2 separate regions of the Homo sapiens genome follow, and region 1 is linked to region 2. A link is a loop called in an ENCODE intact Hi-C map of the cell type or tissue named here. Cell type or tissue: mammary epithelial cell. All regions are shown on one strand. Links, peaks and the distances in the headings refer to the core of each region. The heading gives the core; the rest is flanking DNA. Region 1 holds the start of SCGB1D2 (secretoglobin family 1D member 2). Region 2 holds the start of SCGB1D4 (secretoglobin family 1D member 4).

Region 1 (8,333 bases), core at 277-8,276, 51 kb before region 2:
CCACAGGCTCCTGGGGTGGAGTCCAAATCACTCATTGTTTGTGAAAGCTGAGCTCACAGCAAAACAAGCCACCATGAAGCTGTCGGTGTGTCTCCTGCTGGTCACGCTGGCCCTCTGCTGCTACCAGGGTGAGTACATCAGTCATGAGTCTAGCTCCAGCCCCTGGGAAGCACCCTCTTCCAAGCACGAGGTCACCTATTCAGGCTGGGGTTAGGATCTGCACAAAACCAAAATTCCAAACCTTTTTCTGTGCTTGTTGAACAAGCCCCTCATCAAGTTCAGAGCTATTTCTTCTACTCCCCAGCACCTACGAAGTTTTATTGAAAATCAGTGCAGGCAAATATTAGGAATTCTTCTGCCTGAGCTTCACTCCTGGGTGGGATCTGTGTCAGATGATGTAATGTGAGGTCTGGGGTGAATCTGGGATCCGCCACTTCCCAGCCCTTTGACCTTGGGCACAATGCTCACCCTCCCTGAGCCTCCTCCTATCACTGGTAGTTAGCGCTTCTGCCAGGAGAGGCTATGAGAATGGAGTAAGAAAGATTAATACTGTCAAAAGAGTCTAGCTGTGGGCTAAGCATGGCGGCTCATGCCTGTAATCCTAGCACTTTGGAAGGTCAAGGAGAGTGAATTGCTTGAGCTCAGGAGTTTGAGTCCGGCCTAGGCAACGTGGCGAAACTCCAGCTTTACCAAAAGAAATATGAAAAATCAGCTGGACGTGGTGACATGCACCAGTAGTCTCAGCTACTTAGGGGGCTGAGATGGGGATATCGCTTGAGCCCAGGAGGTAGAGGCTGCAGTGAGCCATGATTGAGCTACTGAATTCCAGCCTGGGTGACAAAGGGAAAAAAAAGAGTTTGGCTGTTGATATGAAGTGCTTTCCTTTATTGTGAGAGCTTGAGGAAGTCACACCTGAAGGGTCTGGCATTGTCATCAGCACAACAAATGTATGTGAACATATAACCCAGGGGATCCTGTCTGGTCTAACGTCAGGGAGCCAAAGAGAAAAATCGACTTTCCTAACATCAACTATATTTTTATTCTTTTGCTGCAGCCAATGCCGAGTTCTGCCCAGCTCTTGTTTCTGAGCTGTTAGACTTCTTCTTCATTAGTGAACCTCTGTTCAAGTTAAGTCTTGCCAAATTTGATGCCCCTCCGGAAGCTGTTGCAGCCAAGTTAGGAGTGAAGAGATGCACGGATCAGATGTCCCTTCAGAAACGAAGCCTCATTGCGGAAGTCCTGGTAACTTCTTTCTCCTTTATTTGTTAAGGCTTCTGGTCAGCTGCACAGTATGAAGTGAGGTCAGCTTGCTGCTCTGTTGGGGACACAGGTGGTGGGGCAGCTGCCTTGCTGGTCACCTCTTGAGAAGGTCACCTGGGGCCACAGGGTGGGTGCCACCATTTCACCTGCAGAATTCAACTCAGCTGCACACAGCCTCCTGCATGTTCCTCCTTCTCATGTCACCTGCCTGGATGCCATGTCCCCAGAGTGTGCTGAGGACATGGGGAGTGAGCCTGGGCCCAGGCAGAAATGGTAAAGGGCCAAGCATGGCCGCCTCGCTGCTGGGAGCTTTCCTGAGACCAAACTGCCCTCATGTAATGGACACAGTCACTGTGGAATGTCCTGGGGAGCATGGGAGCCTTGAACAGGGAGAGGAAGGCAGGGAGGGACATAGAGCAGGGGCTCCTGCAGATGTAGCACTGGCAGGCTGGACTTCTCTGCAGCTTCTGCAGAGCCAGGAAGGAGCCCCTCCCAGCTCCTGAGACCCCATACTCCCCTCCACACCCACGACACTCTCCTGACCATGGCCAGTCGTCCAAGACCCTAGCTAGTCTACCTCCTGCAGTGCCATGGAAGCGGGATGTTCTCACTCTGTCTTTCTCAAGAAATCAGAGGTTTTCCAGGGGCCTCTCTGCCTGGCTGCCTCTGAGTTGCTGTCCTGAGGTTTAGCTGCAAATGCTCATGGAAGCTGCAGGCTCGGGACTGAGAGGTGCTCGGGCCCTGAGGCAGAATTCCCACATGGGGAGGCTGGAGTCTCCTGGAAGCCAAGCTTCCCAGAAGCCCTCTCAGCCCTGACCAGCCTCTCAGTCCTGGGTCCCTCACTGCAGGAACCAGGAGACTCCAAGCCCTGGGACAGCCCAGGCAATAACCTCTTGCTGCTCTCTCCAACCCTCGTCACTTGCTTCCATGAGGATCCTGGGCCTCATTCCCGGATCACCCCAGGGCTATTGGCCTGGCAAGAAAAGGCTGCTCCATCACCGGCATGGGTGCTGTGAGGCCACCAGGTCTAGGCCTCAGTTTCCCAAACTGAGTTGTTGCCTCTGCCCTTCCAATTGCCTTTGGGGGCAGAATCCCACTGGCCTCTTGGATGTGAGCCTGTCACCTCCAGCAGCAGCATGACTGACCCCACCTTCTTTTTTCTTTTCCTATTTTAGGTGAAAATATTGAAGAAATGTAGTGTGTGACATGTAAAAACTTTCATCCTGGTTTCCACTGTCTTTCAATGACACCCTGATCTTCACTGCAGAATGTAAAGGTTTCAACGTCTTGCTTTAATAAATCACTTGCTCTCCACGTCTCCACTGGTCTTGTTATAATCCTGCAGTCTCGAGCCTTGAGTACAGGGTGGTTTCCATAGTGGAGTGGCCTTTTGCTGTGGGTGATAATTAACTCCAGAGAACCAGCATCCTGTTACTAATGGGGCCTGAGTCCAGGTGTCACAGAGGAGAATATTTGGTAGGAATTATCCTGCATTCCTTACAGATTTCCCATCTTGCAGCCGTGAATAAAAACCATGGTAACAAGGACACAGGAATTGAAATGTTCCACTGGTCTTACACTGAGAGAACCCCCAGCCTGAATGGGTATCCAGGCCGAGGGTTCCCACCTATCAGTGACTTTACTCTGATGTCCCCTCAGACCCACAGTCAGCCTGCTTGGTGCTCTCTCTGCACTATGCTTTCTGTCCTCCGTCATGTCCAGTATACTTCATTTTCCACTTATCACAATTTGGGGTCCTCTTTAGGTTTCAACCTGGAGTTCACATTGTTTTACTCCCCACGCTCAGAGCACTCCTCAGCGTCTGCATCACTCACCAGCACCTGAGGTGAATGCTTCCTTCCTCAAGCTCTCCCAAGAGCTCCAGAGACCAGCACCCCCTGACAACTGGACAGCTCCCAGTGCGCACTCCACAGTCATTTCAGGAGCAGGATGTAAAACTGAGCACAGGGTCTGCCCCCAGCCTGCTCTCCCTTCCATGAGCCCATCCAGGCTAAGGCACCCACCCAGCAAGCACCCTGACCAGGACACAGAGAGACACCACAGTTTCCCTGCTTGGTGTCCTGTGACTACTGGAACAAAAATCTGCAAACTTCATGGCTTAAAACGACTGATTCTCAGGCATCTCTGGGGGTCAGAAGTCCAACATTAGTATCACTGTGAAGACGTTAGGGGGCAGCAGGGCTCCGCTCCCTCTGGGGACTCTTGGGGGGAATTCACTAAGGGTTGCTTCTGGCTTCTGGGCTAATAATTGTCCTGGTCCTGTGGCCACATCACTCCAACCTCTGCCTCCATGATATGTTCCCTTCTTTTCTTTCTACATCAACCCCACCCACCTTGGCTTTTTTTTTTTTTTTTTTTTGAGAAGGAGTCTCGCTCTGTCGCCCAGGCTGGAGTGCAGTGGCACCATTTCGGCTCACTGCAAGCTCCACCTCCCGGGTTCACGCTGTTCTCCTGCCTCAGCCTCCCGAGTAGCTGGGACTACAGGCGCCCGCCACCATGCTCGGCTAATTTTTTGTATTTTTAGTAGAGATGGGGTTTCACCGTGTTAGCCAGGATGGTCTTGATCTCCTGACCTCGTGATCCACCCACCTCGGCCTCCCAAAGTGCTGGGATTACAGACGTGAGCCACCACCCTGACTTTTAATCACAAAATACACAGGTTTGGTTTTGGGACCCTGCAGATTATTCAGAATAACACCCCATCTCATTATGTTTGATCGTGTCTGCCAAGTGCTTTTTTTGTCATATAATGGAACATTCACAGATTTCAGGAACTAGGATGTGGGTATCTTTCAGGGTGGACATGAGGCAGCCAATGACAGCTCCCCTCCCTCCTGACTCCTAACAGTGCACTATGTTCTATTCCCTCCATTGCCCCAGAATCACCTTTACGAGTTCCTTCTTTCCCATCACACAGTCATATCACAGTCTGGTCTATGTCCTCCCCAGCTCTGACCAAATTCTTCTACATTGTCTTGCAGCCTCTATGAACTCTTCTTACTATACATCCTCCTCATTCATGCCAGGGTAAGTCTCCTAAATTTAAAATGTGATCCTATTCTCTTTTCAACAACTCTAAATGACCAGAGGGCACTGGTTCTCAAGGCTTTCAAGTAAGGGAAATTATTTTTTTACCCCAAGCCCATCTTTTTATGATAATAGTCACCATTACACAATTGGCAGGAGAGTAGATAACAGTTGTTATTAATTAAACATTGCTTTTAAAAGAAATTTGTATTTTAATCACACCAGAAATTATGTACACTTAAAAATAGAACCAAGATATATCAAACTTACTATCAGCAGGCATAGCGTGCTGTTGTGTGTGGCAGATACAAGGATTTATGGAGCTCTCACATCACTGGGAGAAAACCAGAGAGGAACCACTGCTGGAGGAGCGAGTCCACACCCTTGTGTTGCACACAAGGACCTTCAAGACCTGCTTCTGGGAGCCTTTGTCTCCTCCTCTCCTCTTCCCTGGGGCACTCTGTGCTCAGCCATACTTGTTTATATCTCATTTTTTGGGCCTCATGTGAGTCACACCCCTGCATAAGTGCATAGGGGTCTCCCTTTCCCTGTATAGCCATCTCTCACGATGACATCTGACAATCTCATCTATAGAATCCACTTCATATGCCTCCTCCTCTGTGAAGCCCTCTCAGATATCCACACCTTATATTTTATCTTTATACACATGTGCACCCACATGCCTAGACATTCCTCTTTTATTATCAGTTTACCTTTCTGTTATATAGGATGCATATCACAGCATTGTTGTGAGAACATATTAAATACATTAATACTATAAAGCACTCAACAAATTATAACAATCATTATTATAATGCTTACAACTACTAGAAGTTTCTAGTCATTGATCATCCTGATATGCATTTTGTTGGAAGAATTCCAAGTTCTCTCTCACTTCATCATCAGTAGTGCCCAAGAAGGTCCAAGATTGTTCCCACTAATGAACATGAGAATGACGAATGCCCTACCCAGTGGTCCTCAACCCTGGTTCTGTTTTGGAATCCACTGGGAAGCTGTCAAAATCAAGTGATGCCCAGGCTCCATCTAGTGTATATGTGTCTATCTCTGTGAAAGTAGAGCTCCTGCAGTCCCTGTTCTTGTGCCTTCAGCTCTATGGGTGCAGTCATCCAGTGACCTGGGGAGGCAATATCTGGGACAAGAGTCCCTTGTGATACTCACAGGACTCCCAGCATCACCAGGGCTGTGACCTGGAGGCCTTTTCCTTAGCTACTTTCATCGCTTTTAAAGATTGGAGATTGCAAAGTGCTCACTCTTTTCACCATTATACAGCTAATCACATAGGGATCATCTGTGGTAAGGTTTTCCTTCCTGAGTTGCTATTAAAAGAGTGTGACGTGAAATTCAGTAAGACTGCACAGGCTGGGGCAGGGAGGGAGGGCATTAGGAGTCATTATTTAAGGGCTATTGAGTTCCTGATTGGGATGATAATAATTTTCTGGGAAGGAATATTGTGAAACGTTGTGAATGCCTTTAAGGCCACTGAATTATACACTTAAAGATGGTTTGAAAAGGGCAGGGCATTGTGGTTCATGCCTGTAATCCCAGCGGTTTGGGAGGCTGAGGCAGGTGGATCACGAGATCAAGAGATCGAGACCATCCTGGCCAACATGGTGAAACCCTGTCTCTACTAAAAATACAAAAATCAGCTGGGTATGGTGGTGTGCACCTGTAGTCCCAGCTACTTGGAAGGCTGAATCAAGAGGATTGCTTGAGCCAAGGAAGCAGAGGTTGCAGTGAGCCGAGATCGCGCCACTGCACTCCAGCCTGACAGAGTAAGACTCCGACAAAAAAGAAAAAAAGCACACACAATAAAAAAAAAACAAAACAAAACGAAACACTCTAAGGGTTGCTGCTGTCTGGGAGGCAGCAGGAAGATACCTGTGAAGGGGAGCTGGGCCTGTATTTTACCTCTGGACACACCCCCCCCAAGACCTGTCGGCATCCCACAGTCAGCACTTCTCTCCAAGTCCATGCTCTCATTGATTCACTTCCTGGATTGCTTCTTTGATGGAGGTATCACAATTTCTAAGAAAATCTAATCCAGAAACCTGAGATTGAGGTTTACCAAGGATGTAGGATTCACCCATGCAGGGTCTCCAGACTTTTACCCCTTAAGGCTGTCTCCCATGACCATTGAACTAAGTAGAGTCTCATAATTTCCCCCCTGGACAAATATTATCAATCTCTGCCTAGGCTCTTTTTCTCAAATATCTTGTCCCTATGATCCATCTGGCATTTTATGATAAGCCCAATATTCTTTTTTTTTTTTTTTTTTTGAGACGGGGTTTTGCTCTTGTTGCCCAGGCTGGGTTCAAGCGATTCTCCTGCCTCAGCCTCCCGAGTAGCTGGGATTACAGGCATGCACCACCACGCCCAGCTAATTTTGTATTTTTTAGTAAAGATGGGGTTTCTCCATATTAGTCAGGCTGGTCTCGAACTCCTGAATTCAGGTGATCCACCCACCTCGGCCTCCCAAAGTGCTGGGATTACAGGCGTGAGCCACCACACCTGGCCTGATAAGCCCAATATTCTGATAACAAAGCTTAGGTTTTGTTATAGGCATCTTTAAAGTATATCTTCAATGGATCTCAATTTTCTTTTAATGAAATAAAGCTCAATATCTCAATTCATAAATTAGAATATTCAAGTTTTTGTAATAATCACAACCTCACATTGTTTAAGAATACATGTTGTTTTCTTTCTTTCTTTATACTTCCATCTATTCTCTCCCAATGAACTAACCATGGTTTCTGACAGAGTTAGAATCTAGGAAAAGAGGAAAGAGAAGGAAATCAGAAAGCTCTGAATTAACTTGCCCTTTTTTGTGATTGGTTCAGGCTCTCTGGGTCTGTCAGATGTTTTGTGTCCTGGACAGTTCCATGAGTGCTTCTGAAAGCCCACACTACCTAGGTAATTTTCTAGAATAAAAAGATTGAAAAATCTATAGAAATCCACTGATTTCCCATACCAAAACAATTTTGATCATATTTTGGAACATCATCTTAAATAAAAGCCCCCCACTTTTTTTTTGGAAGAAACAGCTAGACACTTACAAGAATGGAGAATAATAATGGAACCAACACAAGAACAGGAAGGCAGAGCAGTAACACTCAGAATTCAGAGTATTTCAACCTGTAATTCTACACAGATGTGAATCTACATCCAGGCTACAATTATTCAAGCATGAAGACAAAATAAAGATATTTTCAGGCATGCAAATCTGCAAACATTTTATCACCAATGAACTTCTTTTCAGAAAGTTATTGTAGGATATGCTCCACCAAAAAGAAGTAGAACAAGAAAGGCAAAGATGTGGGATTGGATACACAGGGATTATAATAGGAGTTACTGGATACATCAACAGAACAGCGAGAAAAGATTATTGAGAACACGGAAATACCCCCACAGGAAAACAAGCTGAAAGTGAGAATGGGACTGGGAGGTCTGCAGAGGAAGGGCAAGGAATAATCACTTTTAATAAAACACTTTTTTGCATTATATTCCTTTTCAAAACATGCATCTATATCAACTTTTTAAAAATTAAAACTGTAAAAAAAAAAGGATGTTGGAAAACAAATAAAAAGGAAAGGGAGCATAGAAGAAAAGGGGCAAAAAAGTGGGCAGAGAGGAGATAATTTGGCAAAAAGAAGTTAAGAAGATGCAAATGGCCTCAGGTCAAAGCAGAATCTACACCACACTGTACCATGGAGGAAGATAGTATATTTTGCTGAAAGAATTAATGAATTTCCTTAAAGAATTAATTAGCAAGTTGAATGGGAAGACAGGACGTAGAACTAAAGAAAGACACAATGTATATCACTGAGATGAGATCTTACTACACAAATTAAAAGCCTGCAGACATTCAAGGAAATATCAAGGAAGGCTTGCAGAAGAGGTGATGGCTGAGTTGGACCATGAAGCACCGAGAAGATGAGGATGGCAAGCAGAGGAAGCAGGGCCTCCAGGTGCATGGAGCAGCCTGGGCAAAGGCATGGACAGAAGGC
Region 2 (8,287 bases), core at 288-8,287:
TGAGCTTGTCATAAAGTGTAAGATGGATCATGGGGAGAAGACACTGGAGAAAAAGTGCCTAGGCAGAGACCAATAATATTTGTCCAGAGAGCAAATTATGAGACTCCACTTAGCTCAGTGGTCATGAGAGATGCCTGAAGAAATAAAGTCAAGAGACCCTGCATGAGTCAATCCTACACACTTGGTAAACCTCATTCTCAGGTTTTTGAACTAGATGTTCTTCAAAATTAGTAATATCATTAGCAAAGAAGACATCCAGGATGTCAATCAATGAGCACATGAACACCAAGAAAGCTGACTATGAGATGCTGGCAGGTCTAGGAAGGCGTTTCTAGGGGTAAAATACAAGCCCAGCTCCCCTGCAGTTACATTCCTCCTCCCCCTCAGAGAGCAGCAGTCCTTGCATTCTTTTATTGTATTGTCATTTCATGAAACTTTTCATTTCAATCATTTTTAAGTGTACAATTATGTGGCCTTCAGTGTATTCTTGATGTTGTCGCACTATACATTTCTAGGAAATTCTCATTCCAAACAGAAACCCTGTACTTCTTAACAATGACTTTGATACCCTCTTCTCCCTGTCCCAGCCTGAGCGGTCTTGCTGGATCCCACTTCACACTCTTTTAACAGCATCTCTGGAAGGAAAATGTTACCGTATGTGACATGAATGTGATCAGCTTTGAACGTTGAGAAGAGTGAGCACCTTGCGACCCCCAGGCTTCAAAGGCTATGGAAGTAGCTAAGGCAGCAGCCCTAAGTGACAGCCCTGCTGATGTCAGGAGTCCTGTGAGTATCATGGGGGACTCCTGTGCCAGCTACTGCCTCCCCAGGTCACTGGATGACTGCACCTATAGAAGAGAGAGGTAAGAGAATGAGGACTGCATGGGGTCTACTTATACACAGATTCGTGTGTTCCAGACAGAGCCTGGGCATCACCTGCTTTTGACAGCTTCCCAGTGGATTCCAAAACAGAGCCAGGATTAAGGCGCCCTGGGTAAGCATTTCTCATTCTCATGTTCATTAGTGGAAACAATCTTGGACCTTCCTGGGTACTAGTGAGGACTAAAAAACAAAGGAAAAATGTTCCAGCAAAATGCATACTGGGGTGTTCAATAAATAGAAATTTTTATCAATTGTAAGCATTTGAGTAATAATTTCTAAGATATGTTGAGTGCTTTATAGTATTAATTTATCTAATGTGTTCTCACAACAATGCTATGACATGCATTCTATTTCACAGGAAAATAAGTGAATGATTAAAAAGGATGTCTATGCATGTGGGTGCATGTGTGTATAAAGATGTAATGTAAGGTGTGGGCATCCATGGGGGCCTTACAGAGAAGGAGACATGTGAAGTGCATTCTATGGTTGGGGATGGTCAAATGTCAGAGGCAGGTAAGTCTATAAAGGCAAAGGAAAACCTATATGGCCTGGTGCAAGGATGTGACTCATGTGATGTATAAGAAATGAGATACAACAACTACGGCTGAGGACAGAGCACCCAGGAAAACAGAAGATGAGGAGACAGGGCTCCCAGGAGCAGGGTCTTGGAAGTCCTCATGTGGAACACAAGGCTGTGGATGTGTTTCTCCAGCAGTGGTTCCTCTCTGGGGTTCTCAGAATGTAGCCTGAGCTCTGGGAATCCTTGTGTCTGTCTGTGAATCCTTGTGTCTGTCCATGCGCAATGTGTAGGCTAAACTGGTCATGAGTTTCACACACTTGGGTTCTATTTTTTTAAGTGTCAATATTTTCTGGTGTTATTAAAATACAAATTTCTTTTAAAAGCAATGTATAATAATAACTACTGTTATCTACTATTTTCTCAGTTGTATAATAATAGCTATTATTATATAAATATGAGTTTAGGTAAAAAATGACTTCTCTTACTTGAAACCCTTGAGAACATGTGCCCTCTGGTCATTTAGGGTTGTTGGAGGATAGGACCATGTTTCAGTTTTGGGAGGCTCGCATTGGCATGAACAAGGAGGGTTTATCACAGGAAGGGCTCACAGAGGCTGGGAGACAATTTAGGAGACATTAATCTGAGTTGAGTTTGGAAGGACTCGGATAAGACTGTTAGGTGGCTGTGTGATGGAAAGGAAGGGACTCGTGGAGGTGACACTGTGGCCATGGAGTAAACAGAACTTAGGGTACGGTGAGGAGTCAGGAGGGAGGGAAGCTGTAGTTGGCTGATTTATGCCTCCATCTCCCAAAAGATATACACATTCTAATCCCTGGAATCTGTGAATGGCCCATTGCAAGATGAAAAAGCATTATGTAGACATGATTCAGTTAAGGATCTTGAGATAGGGACATTATTCTGAATAATCTGGTGCTTCCTAACCCCAACCTCTGTATTTTGTAATTAAAAGTCAGAGAGGGATTTGACACGGAAAGGAAAGGAGATGGGAATGTATCATGGAGGCAGAGGTTGGAGTGATGTGGCCACAGGACCAGCATGGTCAGCAGCCCTTAGTGAACTCGCCCGGAGAGCCCCCAGAAGGAACAGAGCCCTGCTGCCCCCTGACCTCCCCACAGTGATACCAGTGTTGGGCTTCTGACCTTCAGAGGTACAAGAGAATCCGTTGTTTTAAGCCACCAAGCTTTCGGAGGTTTCTTGCAGCAGCCACAGGACACCAAGCCAGGAACCTGTGGCGTCTCCCTATGTCCTGGTCAGGGGGCTTGCTAGGTTGGGTGCATTAGCCTGGATGGGCTTATGGAAGGGAGAGCAGGCTGGGGGCAGACCCTGTGCTCAGTTTTACATCCTGCTCCTGAAATGACTGTGGAGTGTGCACTGGGAGCTGTCCAGTTGGCAAGGGGTGCTGGTCTCTGGAGCTCTTGAGAGAGCTTGAGGAAGGAAGCATTTGCCTCAGGTGCTGGTGAGTGAGGCGGACACTGAGGAGTGCTCTGAGTGTGGGGAGTAAAACAATGTGAACTCCAGGTTGAAACCTGGAGATGCCCTCAAATTGTGATAAATGGAAAATAAAGTATACTGGACATGACTTGGTGCAGAGAGAGCACCAAGCAGGCTGGCTGTGCATCTGAGGGGACAACAAACTAGGGCTAGGGCTGCTGCTAGTGGGAACCACGTGCCTGGACACCAAGGCAGGCTGGGAGATCCCTCAGTCCAAGACCAGCAGGACCACTGTAATTGCTGTTTTCTATTGCCATGGTTTTCATTCGCGAACGCAGGATGGGAAATCTGTAAGGAATCCAGGATGATTTCTGCAAATATTTCCTTCTGGGATGCTTGCATTCAGGCCCCATTAGTAACAGAATGCTGGTTACTCTAGAGTTGATTATCAGCCACAGCAAAAGTCCACTCCCCTATGGAAACCACCCTCGATTCAAGGCCCGAGACTGCAGGATCATAACAAGACCAGTGGAGATGTGCAGGGCAAGTGATTTATTAAAGCAACGTGTTGAAACCTTTACAATTTTTAGTGAAGATCAGGGTGTCGTTGAAAGACTTTGGAAACCAGGTTGAGCATTTTTACATGTCACACACCACATTTTTTCACTATTTCCACCTGAAATCAAAAAAAAGAAAGAAAGAAAGAAAGGTGAGGTCAGTCATGCTGCTGCTGGTGATGATAGGCTAACATCAAAGAGGCCAATGGGATTTTGCCCCAATGGCAATTGGAAAGGCAGAGGCAAGAATTCAGTTTGGGAAACTGAGGCCTAGACCTGGTGGCCTTACAACACCCATTCTGGTGAGAAAGCAGCCTTTCCCCACCAGACCAATAGACCTGGGAAGACCCAGGAGTTAGGCCCAGGGTTTTCATGGAGGAGGAGGGGAGGGGTTGACAGTGCAGCAAGAGGTTGTTGTCTGGGCTGTCCCAGGTCTGTGGAGTCTCCTGATCCCTGTAATGGGGGACCCAGGGCTCTGAAGCCAGGCAGGGCAGGGAGGGCTTCTGGGAAACACACCTTCCAGGAGACTCCAGTCTTCCCATGGGAGAATTCTGCCTAACGGCCAGGGGTCTTATCAGCCCTGACCCTGCAGCTTCTATGGGTATTTGCAGCCAAACCTCAGGACAACAATCCAGAGGCAGCCAGGCTGAGAGGGCCCTGGAATCTCTGATTTCTTGAGAAAGACATAGTGAGAACATCCCACTTGTGTGGCGTTGCAGTAGGTAGAGCAGCGAAAAAGTCTTGGCCCACTGGCTGTGGTCAGGAGAGTGTCATGGATGAGGAGTGGATAGTGGGCCCTGAGGAGCTGCAAGGGGCTCCTGGCTCTGCAGAAGCTGCACAGGAGCCCAGTTCACCAGCACCCTGTCTGTGGGAGGCCCAGCTCTAGGTCCCCTCAAGCCTCCTCTCCCTGTTCAAATCTCCCACACTCCCTGGGACATCCCATAGTGACCGTGTCCACTGCGTGAGGGTAGGTTGACCTCAGGAAAGATCCCAGCAGGGAGGCGGCCGTGCTTGGCCCTTCACCATCCCTGCCTTGGCCCTAGCTCACTCCCCATGTCCTCAGCACACTCTGGGGACACAGCATCCAGGCAGGTGACCTGACAAGAAACATGCAGGAGGCTGTGTGCAGCTGAGTTGAATTCTGCCTCTGCATAAAGGAGAAAGAAATTACCAGGACTTTTTCAATGAGAGTCGTTTCTTAAAAGATATCTGATCGGTGCAGTGCTTCACTTCCAACTTGGCTGCAAGAGCTTCTGGAGGTGGATTAAGTTTGGCAACTTGGAGGTTTACCGCAGCGTCACTTAAGAATAAGAAGACTGTGATCTCAGAAGCAACAGCTGGGCAGACAAGAGCATGGGCTGCAGCACAAAAATAAAAATATTGTTGATGTTAGGAAAGTCGATTTTTCTCTCATGGCTCCCTGAGGTTACACCAGACAGGATCCCCTGGGTTCTATGTTTCTATACCATTATTGTGCTGATGACAATACCAGAAACTCCAGGTGTGACTTTCTCCGGGTCACACAACAAAGGGAAGAGCTTCATATCCTCAGCTAGACTTCTTTTTCTTTTTTTTGAGATAGGTTCACCCAGACTGGAATGCAGTGGCACAATCTCGGCTCACTGCAGCCTGAATGTCTTGGGCTCAAGCGATCCTCCCTCAGCCCCCAAAGTAGCTGAGACTACCAGTGCCTGCCACCATGCCCGCTTTTGTGTGTGTGTGTGTGTGTGTGTGTGTGTGTGTGTGTTTTGTTTTGTTTTTTTTTTTTGTAGAGATGGGGTTTCGCCATGTTGCCCAGGCTGGTGCTGAACTCCTGAGCTCAAGTGATCTGCCCACTGTGGCCTCCCAAAGTGCTAAGATTACAGGAATGAGACACCATGCCTGGCCCACAGCTTGACTCTTGACAACCATAACCTTACTTCATTCTCATAGCCACTCCTGGCAGAAGCTTTAACCACCAGTGATAAGAGGAGGCTCAAGGAGGGTGAGCATTGTGCCCAAGATCAAGGGGTGGGAAGTGTCGAAGCCCAGGTTCACCCCAGACCTCACATTACATCATCTGACACAGATCCCATTCAGAAGTGAAGCTCAGGCAGAAGAATTCCTAACATTTGCCTGAACTGATTTTTCTATAAAACTTCTTAGATACTGGGGATTAGAAGAAATAGCTCTAAGCAGCCAGGCGCAGTAGCTCATGCCTGTTATCCCAGCACTTTAGGAGGCCGAGGCGGGCAGATCATCTGAGGTCGGGAGTTCGAGACCAGCCTGACCAACATGGAGAAACCCCATCTCTACTAAAAATACAAAATTAGCCAGCTGTGGTGGCCCATGCCTGTAATCCCAGCTGCTCAGGAAGGCTGAGGCAGGAGAATCACTTGAACCCCGGAGGCAGAGGTTGCAGTGAGCCAAGATCATGCCACTGCACTCCAGCCTGGGCAACAAGAGCAAAACTTCTCAAAAAAAAAAAAAAAAAAAGGAAGAAGAAAGAAGAAATAGCTCTAACCTTTATGAATCTTATTCAACAAGCACAGAAAAGGGTTTGGAATTTTGTTTGGTTTTGTGCAGACCCCAACCCAAAGCACAAATAGGTGATCTTGTGCTCAGAAGAGGGTGCATCCCAGGGGCTGGTGCTGGACTCATGACTGATGTACTCACCCTGGTAGCAGCAAAGGGCCAGCGAGACCATCAGGAGACACACTGACAGCCTCATGGTGGCTTATTCGGCTGTGAGCTCAGCTTTCACAATGAGTGATTTGGATTCGACTCCAGGAGCCTGTGTAGTCATGGAGGCCAGGGCTATTTGTACCTAGGGAGCCTGGCTGGTCCTACCTACCGGGGCACCTGGTAGGTCATGAGGCCTGGCTCCCAGCCCGCCCTTCCAAGCCAGGGCTGCTGCCGTCCATCAATGTCACCTCCTTAGGAATCTCTGCATCTGAGTGGGGCGGAGCACAAGACAGCAGCCTTGTGAGAACTCTGCTCTGTGCTCCAGGTGAGTGTTCAGGTACATCTGGAAATGTTCCTGGGATCCTCAATTTCCTTATGAGCTTTTGCTGATTAGTTCTTTTTATCTTTGTAGCAGTGCAGGGGCACAGGTGAATTATGGCTTCACAAGGCACAGGAAGCTGGAAGGCTGTGTTCTCTTTATGGGAGAGCAGGGACATAAGGAGACCCTGCTTTGATCCCCCTGCATGTCTGACAACAAGCAGGCTTGTTTCAGTTGCACATTGGGAAAGTCTAATCCTTCCCCTCAGCCCCTTCCATCACCACCATGTTCACTGCATAGGTACTGAAAACATAGTTGAATACATCCCACCTGTAGAAGATATGCTGAGGAAAAACATCTGCTGCACCTGTTCTCTAGCCTGCCTCACTCCCAAACCTGAATCTTGTTTATACGTGCAGTTATATATATGGCCAAGATTCACATTTTCTATCTATAAAAAGCAAGCTTTCTGTGATGTGTAGCCACCCACGTCTTATCTTAGGGCTGATCTGAAGATTAAATAACCTAACTCTTTTTCTCAAGAGCTTTTGGAGTGTTCAGAGCCAATCATACATCAGTGGGGCTCTAGGCTGGGAAGATAATAGAAGGGAAGAGACAGAGGAACAGGGTGGGTGGTCACTTCCCCCTAACCCCTAGGCTCAAGTTTTCCACTTCAAACCTATCTGTGCTGCCTGGGCCAATCCCATTTTTAAGGGAAAGTGAAGGAAGCCCCCAGACAAAGCAATACACACCCGCCTTCCCTCCCATTGCCGTGCCTTCATGTGGTGTGAGTTTAATCACCAGAAATTTTTCTCTTAAATAAACTTACATTTGAGAGGAGTCACAGCCCAGGCCATAGCTTTCCATTCTCAGCTATGTAGTCAAATCACTTGGAGCTTTTAAAACATACTGACCCCACAGGCTTCTCTCTCTGGCGATTTTGATTCAGTAGCATTGGGGTGAATCCCTCCTTTCTGTACTGTTTAAACTGCTCTGGTGTTTCTCACAGACAGCAGGGCTGAGATCCAGCCAGGAAAACCTTTAAGAAGGAAGGGGACCTTACGGGTTTTGTCATCAAAGACACATTGACAGATTTAGTTGAGTCCAAGCTGAGGGCAACAGTGGATCTCACTTTCATCACACAGGATGACGACGGAGTCCCTGAATCAGCCCTGCTGCCACCAAGGAGGGGGAGGGTTGGTGGTGAGGTTTACAGCTATGAGGGTTCAGATCCTCATTTATGGGCTCCTGGACCTTAGGAAAATTATTCAGTTTATGTAACCCCAGTTTTCTCATTTGTCAAAGTAGGCTACTAATGGTGCCTACATCATTGGGTTGATAGATGATCAAATGAGTGTGTTCATGGGTGTGTGTGTGTTTAAAATATACCAAGTTCTGGTACATAGTAGTTCTCAATGTAAACTGCCATTATCTTGTCCCATTTGTCATATATGTCATGGTTTGCCAGTAGTTCCTAGTTTAGAGCACAGCCAAAATCCACTAAATCACCTACTTGCAGAACTACACGGACACCTAGATACACCATTTCTCTTTGACATAAATGGAAAAGGAAACCCAGCTCATGGTCTTGGAGGCTGCAAACCCATGAATATGGGCTTCAGGACTGAGGCCTCTTTTGCAGTAGACAGGTCTGTGAAGCATCCACCCTTTTTGTGGATGAGAGTTTATCCTCACTCAGGCTTGACATTCACCTTGTCATCTGTACAGTCCATTGGGGAGCATGTGTATCTCTGACAGAGGATTGTTTGCGTATACTTTTATTAGTCCTACCACGATTAACACCTATGCAGGGTTTTTTTGTTTTCATCATTGATGCTTTTTATGGCTCCCTCCTTTTTACACAATTGACTCAAGATTTTAGTTTATTCTTTC

What was found. A loop is a pair of places that touch in the nucleus more often than their neighbours do. Peaks named below come from ENCODE experiments on the same cell type or tissue, not always from the same donor. Only the 100,000 strongest peaks of a DNase experiment are listed, where the experiment ranks them.
Region 1: a loop joins it to region 2, with 3 times the contacts of the local background. A loop is called at or near these places in 7 of 110 quality-filtered maps.

Annotation. Positions count from the first base shown.
Region 1 is chr11:62,242,235-62,250,567 of GRCh38, forward strand. SCGB1D2 (secretoglobin family 1D member 2) reads left to right here and starts at 5. Exons shown (of 3, transcript NM_006551.4): 1 at 5-128; 2 at 1,055-1,242; 3 at 2,436-2,578. The coding sequence starts at 74. The coding sequence ends at 2,465. In mammary epithelial cell, for the core only: a CTCF peak has its summit at 3,458; no DNase peak of the experiment used is centred there.
Region 2 is chr11:62,292,890-62,301,176 of GRCh38, forward strand. It overlaps SCGB1D4 (secretoglobin family 1D member 4), which reads right to left and starts at 6,186. Exons shown (of 3, transcript NM_206998.2): 1 at 6,067-6,186; 2 at 4,583-4,769; 3 at 3,392-3,530. The coding sequence starts at 6,121. The coding sequence ends at 3,521. In mammary epithelial cell, for the core only: no CTCF peak of the experiment used is centred there; no DNase peak of the experiment used is centred there; H3K27me3 peaks cover 656 bases.